Linked DNA regions of Homo sapiens: region 1 is linked to region 2. A link is a loop called in an ENCODE intact Hi-C map of the cell type or tissue named here. Cell type or tissue: OCI-LY7. All regions are shown on one strand. Each heading gives the region's core, and the rest is flanking DNA. Links, peaks and the distances in the headings are about the cores only.

Region 1 (5,376 bases), core at 99-5,098, 57 kb before region 2:
CTAAGACCTATTCATAGCAGAGGAAGAACTGGCAGCAAAAGACTTTTCCCCAGGAAAATTGCTGTGCGATCATATAATCAGGCCTGCCTTCAACTTGGAATATTTTGGACAAACACCAAACAGAGATTCAGAGGTGGCTTCACTGTAAAGCTAATGAAGCATTATCTTCAGGGTGCTTCACTTGTGCAAGCCCTTTCCGAGGCCCTGGGAGGCACCCCAGCTTCTTGTAATCAAATTTTGCATTTTTTCTTTAAAAGAACTTTCCCCAAACCTGCCCCTCCACCCTTGAATACATCCAAATGTCATTGCAAATTTCTGACCTTCAGCAACAAGTCAGTACCTAGAGGTTTGTAAATACGCTTCCTTTGGTAGGCTCAGAGTCCTTCCATCCAGCACAGAAAGTCTGACATTGACGTACATATCTTTTTTACTTTTTATGTTTTTGAGACGGAGTTTCGCTCTTGTTGCCCAGGCTGGAGTGCAATGGCGCAATCTCGGTTCACCGCAACCTTGGCCTCCCGGATTCAAGGGCTTGTTCCCTTGGGGGAAAACAAAACAAAACAAAACTCTTCCTGAAGTCCCAACCAGAAGCAAAACTTTCCCAGCCCTGTCTCAGGCCATTTGTCTGTCAGGCCTCTGGATGGTGGAGTTGGTCTCAGTGTTTACTAAACAAACCAATGTGGTTATCCCATGGAGATCTGAAAGAGAAAGACAAAAAATTAGCATAAATACAAGGCCACCTATTCAATTAAAGCTGCAAACCAGGGCAGCTAGAAAGCTGAATATAAAACAGTCAGGGAGAGTTTTAATACAAGTGAGTTACATAACTTGAGACATGCTTGAGACTCAAACAAAGGCATTCTTATCTCAAGGTTAAAGGAAGGAAGGAAGACCAGCAACAGTTTCCAAGCACTTTTCCTATAAACTTTCTACCAACAATGAGACTCAACAGTTGGGAACTGGCGGGGGTGGGGAGGACAGAAACCTCCACAGCTAATCATTCCTTTGGGTTAATTAGGACGTCCTCTGCATAAGGTGTGGTTCCCTACTGGTGGTGGAGTCACAGGCTTTCAAAATTATCACCATTTCACAACCCAGGAACTGCTCCAGTTGGAAGCAACCTTTGAGACCATATGGCCAACCCCCTCCTGTTACGGATAAAAAACACCAAAGGTCATTCAGCTAGTTACTACAGAACAGGGACTAGAACCCTTGTGGTCCAGGCCAGTGCCACTTCCACCCCTGTGCCTGCACCTTCAGACACATCCACAGACCATCTGTCAGCAGCCCACGGCTGGGAGGGCAACTGAGTATAGCCTCTCCAACAAATTTGCTGGTGCTAGACTTGACCCTCCTTCCCTGAAGCCTTCCCTTTCTCCTGTTTTTTTTCCTCCTCTCTTCTTTCAGCCCTCTTTTCTTTGTTCACCTGCATCTATGTCCTCAACCCACTGATGGCATAAAGAGGTCCCTAAGCATTGTTTTAATTTGCCAGTGGCACTGGGAGGCGCTGGGATCTGGGGACAAAATGTTTCCTCCAGGCCAACTCCTGGAAGAGGTCAACTCCCTCTTTTCCATCTCTTCCAGCCTAAGCCTTGAGAATCAGTGACAGAACAAGGAGTTAAAAAGCATAAAATTCCTGATCCTAGTCAAAGACTGTTGAAAGTCAACTTCACAGCTCTTGTGGGCTTTAATTCTCCATTAATAGAAATCTTTAAGGAAATGTTGATGCATTTGTAGTACTTGAGTGTGACCCTTCTATGAATGTTTTTACCAGAAAACTGTTTCAGGCAAAACCTTCCACAAAATAATTACATTTTTGTAGGTTATTCTTTTTTTTTTTTTTTTTGAGATGGAGTCTCGCTCTGTCGCCCAGGCTGGAGTGCAGTGGCACGATCTCGGCTCACTGAAACCTCTGCCTCCCGGGTTCAAGCAATTCTTCTGCCTCAGCCTCACGAGTAGCTGGGATTACAGGCATGTACCACCACACCCAGCTAATTTTTGTATTTTTAGTAGAGATGGGGTTTCACTATCTTGGCCACGCTGGTCTTGAACTCCTGACCTCATGATCCACCCACCTTGGCCTCCCAAAGTGCGGGGATTACAGGCATGAGCTACCGCGCCCAGCTTTTGTAGGTTATTCTTTAAAACTCAACAACTTTCAATCAGACACGAAGTCCTAACAGTGGACATATTAAAAAGAGAAATACATGGAGGCAGGACCTTCCTGATACCCTTTAGGTCATAACTTTGAACAGTCCAGTCTACTTCCTGTGGCTAAAAGGGGAAATCGGACCTGCCCAATACCCCTATGCCAACATCGGGGAGCAGAGTCCATTCCTAGTGTCCATCACTTGCCCTGGCAGGGGAACTCTTTTTTTTTTTTTTTTTTTGAGACAGAGTCTCACTCTGTTGCCCAGGCTGGAGTGCAGTGGTGCAATCTTGGCTCACCGCAACCTCTGCCTCCTGGGTTCAAGCAATTCTTCTGCCTCAGCCACCCGAATAGTAGCTGAGACTACAGGTGCATGCCATCATGCCTCGCTAATTTTCGTATTTTTAGTAGAGACGGAGTTTCACCATGTTGGCCGGGCTACTCTCAAACATCTGACCTCAAGTGATCCACCCACCTCGGCCTCCAAAAGTGATGGGATTACAGGTGTGAGCCACTGCACCCGGCCTGGAACTCTTCCGTGAGTGTCACTAACATTTCCCATGTTGTGGTCTGAGGTCACACCCTCTGGTGCTGTCCTCCATGGGGATGTGCAACACTTCTCATACCCTCTGTTTCCTCTCTTTTGTTATAGATGAAGGGGAAGAAAAAGATAAAACCAAACACAGCCCAGAAATTCTGGCATACAAATCAGAAAAGAACTACTTCTTAGCCACCTGTGCCAGGTAGGTGGGTGGATTATAGATTTAAATCCAGCAGAATGTGGTCCAAACTGGTTCTACAGACAATGAAGTGGTTCTTTGTTTGGGGGACCTGCCAGGCCAGGTTAAAGTTGGAGACAGGCTCTTCTAGGGTTGGTAGGCTCCCAGAAGTGTTGGGATTACACAACCCCTCACTGGATGTACAGGCAGAACTGGCAGGCTCGCTGGAACAGAACAAAGCCTTGGGAGAGAAGTTTTTTTTCCTGCAACTCTGCCAGCATCCCTAAGTATTCTGGCTCTAGATCTGGGGACTTTAAATGACAAAATGATAAGTCTAAAATTTATTTTGCAGTTCCAGAGAAAATTGTAAGACTCTTTATGGGCTAGAGAATTTTACAAGTCTTACTTGTGAATAATTGACTTTTCCAAAATTCTGTAACGTCAGCAAAGCATGCCACAGAGAATGAAAATGTGTGTTTCTATGGGGCCAGGTCCTGCACAGTTTCATTTCTCTTTCTTGAGCCATGATTGTCTTAAATTTGCATTGAAATAAAGGGCACCAGCATCAAACTGGGTGGCTGTTGCTGGGTTGTTTTGCATTTTTCCATCATCTTATTTGGAAAGCAATGAGACCTTTTTCAATCCTTTGGGCTTCCTCCAAGTGGAATGGTCTTTTAGATCTAGTGTCTTTTGGGGTAAGTAATGAGCCCAAGAGAAAACATAGAGTGAGTGTGAGCATGTGTTTAAATTTTCTAGTGCTGTTTTTAGAGCAATTCAAGAATGAAATCTCCCCAGGGTGCCCAACTGCTCTCAGAATGCAAACCCACACAAAGAGCCAGAGAGGGAGAAGGGATGCTTAAAACAGAGAGGGAGGCTCCTCTTCAGGGACATCCAAGGCTTGGGCCTGGTGGCTTCCTTTTTTTCCTTTTTCTTTTTTTTTTGAGACAGAGTCTCACTCTTTCGGCCAGGCTGGAGTGCAGTGGTGCAGTCTTGGCTCACTGCAACCCCATCTCACAGGTTCAAGAGATTCTCCTGCCTCAGCCTTCTGAGTAGCTGGGATTACAGGCATATGCCACTACTGCCCGGCTAATTTTTGTATTTTTAGTAGAGATAGGGTTTCACCATATTGGCCAAGCTGGTCTCAAACTCCTGACCTCAGGTGATCCAGCCGTCTCGGCCTCCCAAAGTGCTGGGATTACAGGCCCGGCCAGGCCTGGTGGCTTCTGATTGCACTTCTAGAAGCCACCATCCACCTTTACTGCGTGTAGCCAAAGGAAAGCACCATAGCGCATCTCCATGGTGTTTCCTCATGGATGTTGTTGAAAACGGGTTGTATTCATTATGCAAGATGTCTTTATGAGGGTTCTCAGGATAAATTTCGTTTTGGTCCTGATACCAAGGATAGACATACTTTTCTTGAGCAATTATGCTACCTTTCAGGATTTTAAAAGATATGCAAGCAGTCTTCAGAACCCAGCCACATATTGTGGATAGATCCCCACCCAGATCCTAGTTCAAGAGGCCTGATCCCAGCCCAAAAGCAAATCCCTGGATCTGAGTTTCTGTTGACATATCATTCATTCAACAATAAATCTTTTATTATTATTATTATTATTATTATTATTATTATTATTATACTTTAAATTCTATGGTACATGTGCACAAAGTGCAGGTTTGTTACATATGTATACAGGTGCCATGTTGGTGTGCTGCACCCATTAACTTGTCATTTACATTAGGTATACCTCCTAATGCTATCCCTCCCCCCTCCCCCCACCCCATGACAGGCCCCAGTGTGTGATGTTCTCCTCCCTGTGTCCAAGTGTTCTCATTGTTCAATTCCCACCTATGAGTGAGAACATGCGGTGTTTGGTTTTTTGTCCTTGCGATAGTTTGCTGAGAATGATGGTTTCCAGCTTCATCCATGTCCCTACAAAGGACATGAACTCATCCTTTTTATGGCTACATAGTATTCCATGGTGTATATGTGCCACATTTTCTTAATCCAGTCTATCATTGATGGACATTTGGGTTGGTTCCAAGTCTTTGCTATTGTGAATAGTGCCACAGTAAACATATGTGTGCATGTGTCTTTATAGCAGCATGATTTATAATCCTTTGGGTGTATACCCAGTAATAGGATGGCTGGGTCAAATGGTATTTCTAGTTCTAGATTATTTAGGAATCGCCACACTGTCTTCCACAATTTTTTTTTTTTTTAAGATAGGGTCTTACTCTGTTTCCCAGGCTAGAATGCGGTGGCATCATAGCTCACTGCAGTCTTAGACTCCTGACCTCAAGCAATCCTCCTGTCTTGGCCTCCCAAAGTGCTGGGATTACAGAATTGAGCCACTATGCCCAGCCCATTCAATTAATCCTTCATATGACAAATATATATAAAGTACCTATTATGTGGCAGGAGATATAGTTGTAAACACGACAGGCAAAATAAATCCTTATTTTCACGTTTGCAATCTAGAGGGGTTAACTCTGCTGGATGCACTTGAA
Region 2 (5,376 bases), core at 206-5,205:
GTCTGGCTCTGTTGCCCAGGCTGGAGTGCAGTGGCGTGATCTCAGCTTACTCCAACCTCCGCCTCATGGGTTCAAGCAATTCTCCTGCCTCAGCCTCCCAAGTACCTGGGATTACAGGTGCACACCCCCACGCCTGGCTAAATTTTGTATTTTTAGTAGAGACGGGATTTCACCATGTTGGCCAGGCTGGTCTCGAACTCCTGACCTCAAGAGATTCACCTGCCTCGGCCTCCCAAAGTGCTGGGATTACAGGCATGAGTCACCACGCCCGGCCCCCAATTCTGTGAAATTCCATATGACAATATTTTTTTCTGGGAAGGCCAAAGCTGTGATTTGGTAGAAGGAGTGGAGGACTCGCAGCTGGAAGAGCTGCCAACCACTTCACTTTCCAAAGTATTGCAAACCATGAAAGTGTGAGTTCTAACTCCACATTTCAGAGAGCTGATTAACCTCCTGAGCTGTGGTCTCCTTGTATGTAAAGTGCAGTTCACACCTCCAACAAATATCTGCTGAGCACCTACTGTATGTCGGACATTGTGCTAGGCACTAGCAACACAACTATGAGCCCTTCCTGACCCTCAGGGATTGGTAAACTACGGCCAGGGACTGTCTCTGCACCCAACAAGTTAAAAATGTTTTTCATATTTTTGGATTTGTGAAAAAAATCAAAAAGAATGTTTTGTAATTTGTGAAAATGTATATAAAATTCCAGTGTCAGAGTCCATAAATCATCTGTTATTTGAATACAGTCACATTCGTTAGTCTATGCATTGTCAATGGCTGCTTCCAGACCACAGTGGCAGAGCTGAGCAGTTGTAACAGAGACCATATGGCCCCCAAGGCCAAAAGTACTTACTATCTGGCTCTTTACAGAAAAAAAAATTTTTAAAATTGGCTGACCCTTGGACCAAAGGAAAAAAAACAAGGTAATTGCAGATTCAGAAAAGTTCTATGACATTTAAAAGGTAGGGACCGGGTGCGGTGGTTCATGCCTGTAATCCTAGCACTTTGGGAGGCCGGGATGGGCGGATCACTTAAGGCCAGGAGTTCGAGACCAGCCCGGACAACATGGTGAAACTCCGTCTCTACTAAAAATATAAAAATTAGCCAGGCATGGTGGCACGTGCCTGTAGTCCCAGCTACTTGGGAGGCTGAGACAGGTGAATCGCTTGGACCCGGGAAGTGGAGGCTGCAGTGAGCTGAGATTGCACCACTGCACTTCAGCCTGGGCAACAGAGTGAGACTCCGTTTCAAAAGACAAAAAAGAAAAGAAAAGAAATTTAAAAGGTTGGGGGGCGGGTGGAATTTTTCAAGGCTGTTATGAAGGTGGCAATTAAAGCGCCTAGAGAGGACACTCTGTTAACTTCCACAACTGGAGTATTTGCAGGTCCTACTGGCCCAACCTGGTACCAACCAGTTGAAAATAATGGGTGTGTCCAGAACGTCACTGGTTCCTGACCTCCGATCCCACTCAAGTCCTGCGGATGCTCTGCGCTGCGCTCTCAGGCTGCCCTCTGGGGATACACCTGTGTGCACGCCAAGGGTGCTGCTTCCACTACACCAGTGGTGTAGGTGCCAACATGGAGTTACACCTCTGCTGCCCTCACACTCACAGAGATGCTTTGCTGCACAGCGGGGTGAGGACAATGACCCTCTCCTCCACTCAGTATCCCTGAAGTTACTTTGGAACCTAAGCAGATAGCTGTGGCCTCTGTCTCCCTGACGCCCTGCGGAAATGGCTCCTTTAGTCCTTCCCTGCTGCCACCTGCCACTGGACTGGAAGACAAGGTCAGGGATTGGCACTGCATTTTTTCTATGCAAAATTCTTCCCCCGCTTCCTCTCTTCCTATGTTGTCTTCCCCCTCTCCTTCTCCCATGTAAATGCCCCATGTAAATAGATGCCTGTATGGACTAACGAAGCAGTGTCCTCTGGCTGTGTAATCTGCTGTATAATTCATATGATATGACATTATCAGCATTTCCTAATCTCCCTCTTAGTTGGCCACCCAGCCCCTTATCTTTATCCTACCCCAACTCCCTCACCCAGAGATACACAGTCCAGTATTTGTTGATTTGAATTGACGGAACTTGGGGCCCGGCAGTTCAGGCAGTCAGTCCCAGTCTCCTTGGCCCCTTCGAGTCATCAGACGGGACCCAGGCAGATCTGTGAGTGCATCAGTCCTGGACCAGTCTCTAGGTGCTCAGCGTGCTGCGGGAGATCTGGGTGTCTGGGGAGGGACCACACAGCAGGATCAGAACCTTGAAGGAGGCTCCTGCCCCTGGTGGCCTGCAGGGCATGCTGGCCTGCCCTGAGCTTCTGCTTGTGGCCCCGACATCCTGCCACTTCTTGCCTGTCTCTCTGCATAGGCTCTGACTGGGGTATCATGCTGTGAAGGGTCCACCAGGCCCTGTGCCACCAACTAGGCCTTCTCACAACCATTACTTAAGCTTACCTGAACTTCACATGCCCCCTGGACCTTGCACCTGTGTGTCCAGGCTGGGTCAGCACCTTGCATTGTTCTCTCCTCACCCCTGCTTGAGCTTCCTACCCCTAACTTAAAAAAAAAAAAATCTTCAGCTACCTTCTTTAGCCCAGAAACTCTCCTCAGCTTGCATGAGAGAGGGGTTAGGCACAGAACAACCCTGTTGTTCTGATGGGTTAACTTCAGTCTTTCCCAGGCCAGCTTCCTCCCCTTACTCTGAGGGGCCTGTGCCACCAAGGTCCCAGCGTGGCTCAAGGCTCAAGCTCACTTAACCACCATAGCAGCTGGTATCACCGCTTGGCTCCCTCTACTGGAGCAGAACAAAAGTTAGGGAGACAGGTGGAAGGGGCAACTATTAACACACATTGCACTATCTCTCGGTGGGCTCAGAAACTGGGGTAGGCCCAAACTAATGGGACAAGGCATCCAGTTACCATTAGGTGGAAAGACAGGCGGTGGCAGTGGGAGGATGACAGGCCAGTCCAGCGCCCTTCAGCAGGGCAATGTCTATATTCTTCATTTATATACCATTTGTTCTTTTTTTGTTTTGTTTTGTTTTTGTTTGTTGTTTGTTTGTTTGTTTGTTTTTGAGACCAAGTCTCACTCTGTTGCCCAGGCTGGAGTGCAGTGGTGCGATCTCAGCTCACTGCAACCTCCACCTCCCAGGTTCAAGTGATTCTCCTGCCTCAGTCTCCTGAGTAGCTGGGATTACAGGCGCCCACCACCACGCCTGGCTAATTTTTGTATTTTTAGTAGAGACGGAGTTTCACCATGTTGGTCAGGCTGGCCTCGAACTCCTGGCCTCGTGATCCGCCCACCTCGGCCTCCCAAAATGCTGGGATTACAGGTGTGAGCCACCGCACCTGGCCATCTCTGTTCTTTTAAGGAGGCAAGAAAGTAAGAACAAAGGGACAGAAGAAAATGTACACACAGGACTGCCAAGCAATCCTTCTCTGCTTCTCCTTCCAAGCATGTGATGTGTCCAACTCCCTCATCTCTCTGTCCCTGCTAACCAGGATAGGATTATTTTAAGTAGGTGAAAAATGTCTTTGACCATGTAAGGCCTCCTGAAACTCTAAAACCTGTTTTGTAAGAGTCTGTGCTCATTTTAATTTAATTAGCAAACTTGGAATTGCTCACACTGCTTTCTGATTCTGCAAGATTCATGAAAATGTATGCAAAATGTTATGGGGAATTGGTAAACTATGGTACTCTGTGTCTGTACAGCAATGCCCTTAAAAAGCAAGCTATCTGAGGCTGGTGATCAGGCAAGCTTCAGAACAATTCTCCCACTGGGTGGGAAGTTGGATGGGTGGCTTCCAAGGTTGCTTCTAACTCCAAGATGTTACGACACTAAGGTTAATGGACACTGAAATGCAGGCCAAGAAAAACCATCTAACGTGAGGGGTTAAAAAAAGACTTGACAATGTTTTTTACCCAGAACACGGTGAGCTGAAACATTTCCAGCTAGGGCTGTCAACAAAGAATGTGTTTGCAAAACATTCAGAAATTAAAGTAAACTTCAGCAGGCAAATGATAAACCTTCCCTAAAAAGGTAATCACATGGTGAGTGACCAGATTTTGGATGTGGTCCAAAATGCTTTCACATTTTTAACTCCAAATGGGCTGGGGCACTTGCTTTGAGGGTCAAAAACATGAGAAGTTAGGATAATTGCCTCCTACTCAGCAGGCAGCCGTGGGAAAGCTGTGAGAAATAAAGTACCTGGTGGCGACTCCGAAAAGCCAGCCAACCCCTGAGGATTGTGGTGCAGGAAGAAAGGGGCATAGAGTGGGCACACAGCGGTCCCAGAGCCATAGGAAAAGGAGGTCCCGGGGATACCAGGGCACCCCTCAGTCCAGCTGCCGATGCCCTGGCCAGGGGGCAGTGTGGGTTGCTTTGCCATCCTCCTTTCTCCCGGATGCTATTCCAGCCAGTACAGCACCACATCTGGAAAAGTCCTCATTCCATTGAGGCTCAGACTCTTCAACCACATCAAACTCTACCTTTTATTGGGGTGTGGAGGAGCTTTGGTTTTGGCTATATCTGCTTTACAATTTTTTTTCATTGTGAAATAGATCATATTACAAAAGAATGTGCATAACGTATATGTCCAGCTTAAAGAATAATAATAAAAACCAGATACACATATCCACACCACCCAGCTTAAGGAATTGAACATTGCCAATACCATGAAGCTCACTCCATGCCCACCCTTCCCAATTGTCTTGCTCTCCCTTCCCAAACCCTGGGGCAAGCCACTGACCTGACACAGGTGTTACTCATTCCCTGGCTTTCCTTTATAGTTTTAATCCATTTGTTGTGGATCCCTAACCAATATACTGCTTAGTGGTGCCTTTTGTGAATTTCATGTGACAAAGCCATGCTAATTGTAACCTTCTTAACATGCTGTCTTTGCTCAACAGTATTTTTGAAATTTGTTCATGTTGATGAGTGTAGCTGTAGTTTATTTGGTTTCTTTGCTATATGGGATTTCATTATGCCAAAATTTCTTCGTTATTCTGTTACTTATGAATATCTGGGTTGTTTCCTTTTTTAGCTATTATAGACAATGCTACTATGCACATTCTTGTACACATCTCCCATAGAGTATGTGCAAGAATTCCCCTCGGGCACAGCTACTCACAGTGTAGCTGGCAGACTCACTGCTGGTGCCCAAACTTTTATTGTTTTACAACAAGGTCAGGAGCTTGAGCCAGGATGTAAAGCAGCTACATCATTCAATTCACCATTTAGTTCAACTGCTACTTTTTTTCATAGCAGGACTTCCTTTCAAAGGAGCAATTGGGCCGGGCCCGGTAGCTCACGCCTAAAATCCCAGCACTTTGGGAGGCCGAGGTGGGCTGATTACTTGAGTTCAGGAGTTCAAGATCA

Evidence for each region. Hi-C counts contacts between places; a loop is a spot of excess contacts. Peaks named below come from ENCODE experiments on the same cell type or tissue, not always from the same donor. Only the 100,000 strongest peaks of a DNase experiment are listed, where the experiment ranks them.
Region 1: it touches region 2 in a loop (4-fold over the local background); 4 of 110 quality-filtered maps call a loop at or near these places.

Annotation. Positions count from the first base shown.
Region 1 is chr2:38,406,292-38,411,667 of GRCh38, forward strand. It overlaps LOC105374468 (a long non-coding RNA gene), which reads left to right and starts at 2,428. Exons shown (of 3, transcript XR_939974.3): 1 at 2,428-2,687; 2 at 2,802-2,892. RefSeq lists an enhancer at 381-1,020. In OCI-LY7, for the core only: no CTCF peak of the experiment used is centred there; DNase peaks (open chromatin) are centred at 1,190, 2,540 and 3,400; H3K4me3 peaks cover 3,099 bases; H3K27ac peaks cover 4,892 bases.
Region 2 is chr2:38,463,159-38,468,534 of GRCh38, forward strand. The region is part of intron 4 of LINC02613 (long intergenic non-protein coding RNA 2613); the gene reads right to left. Among named protein-coding and RNA genes, the nearest start is that of LINC01883, 35 kb to the left of the region's middle. In OCI-LY7, for the core only: CTCF peaks have their summits at 2,808 (motif pointing left) and 3,007; a DNase peak (open chromatin) is centred at 2,763; H3K27ac peaks cover 391 bases.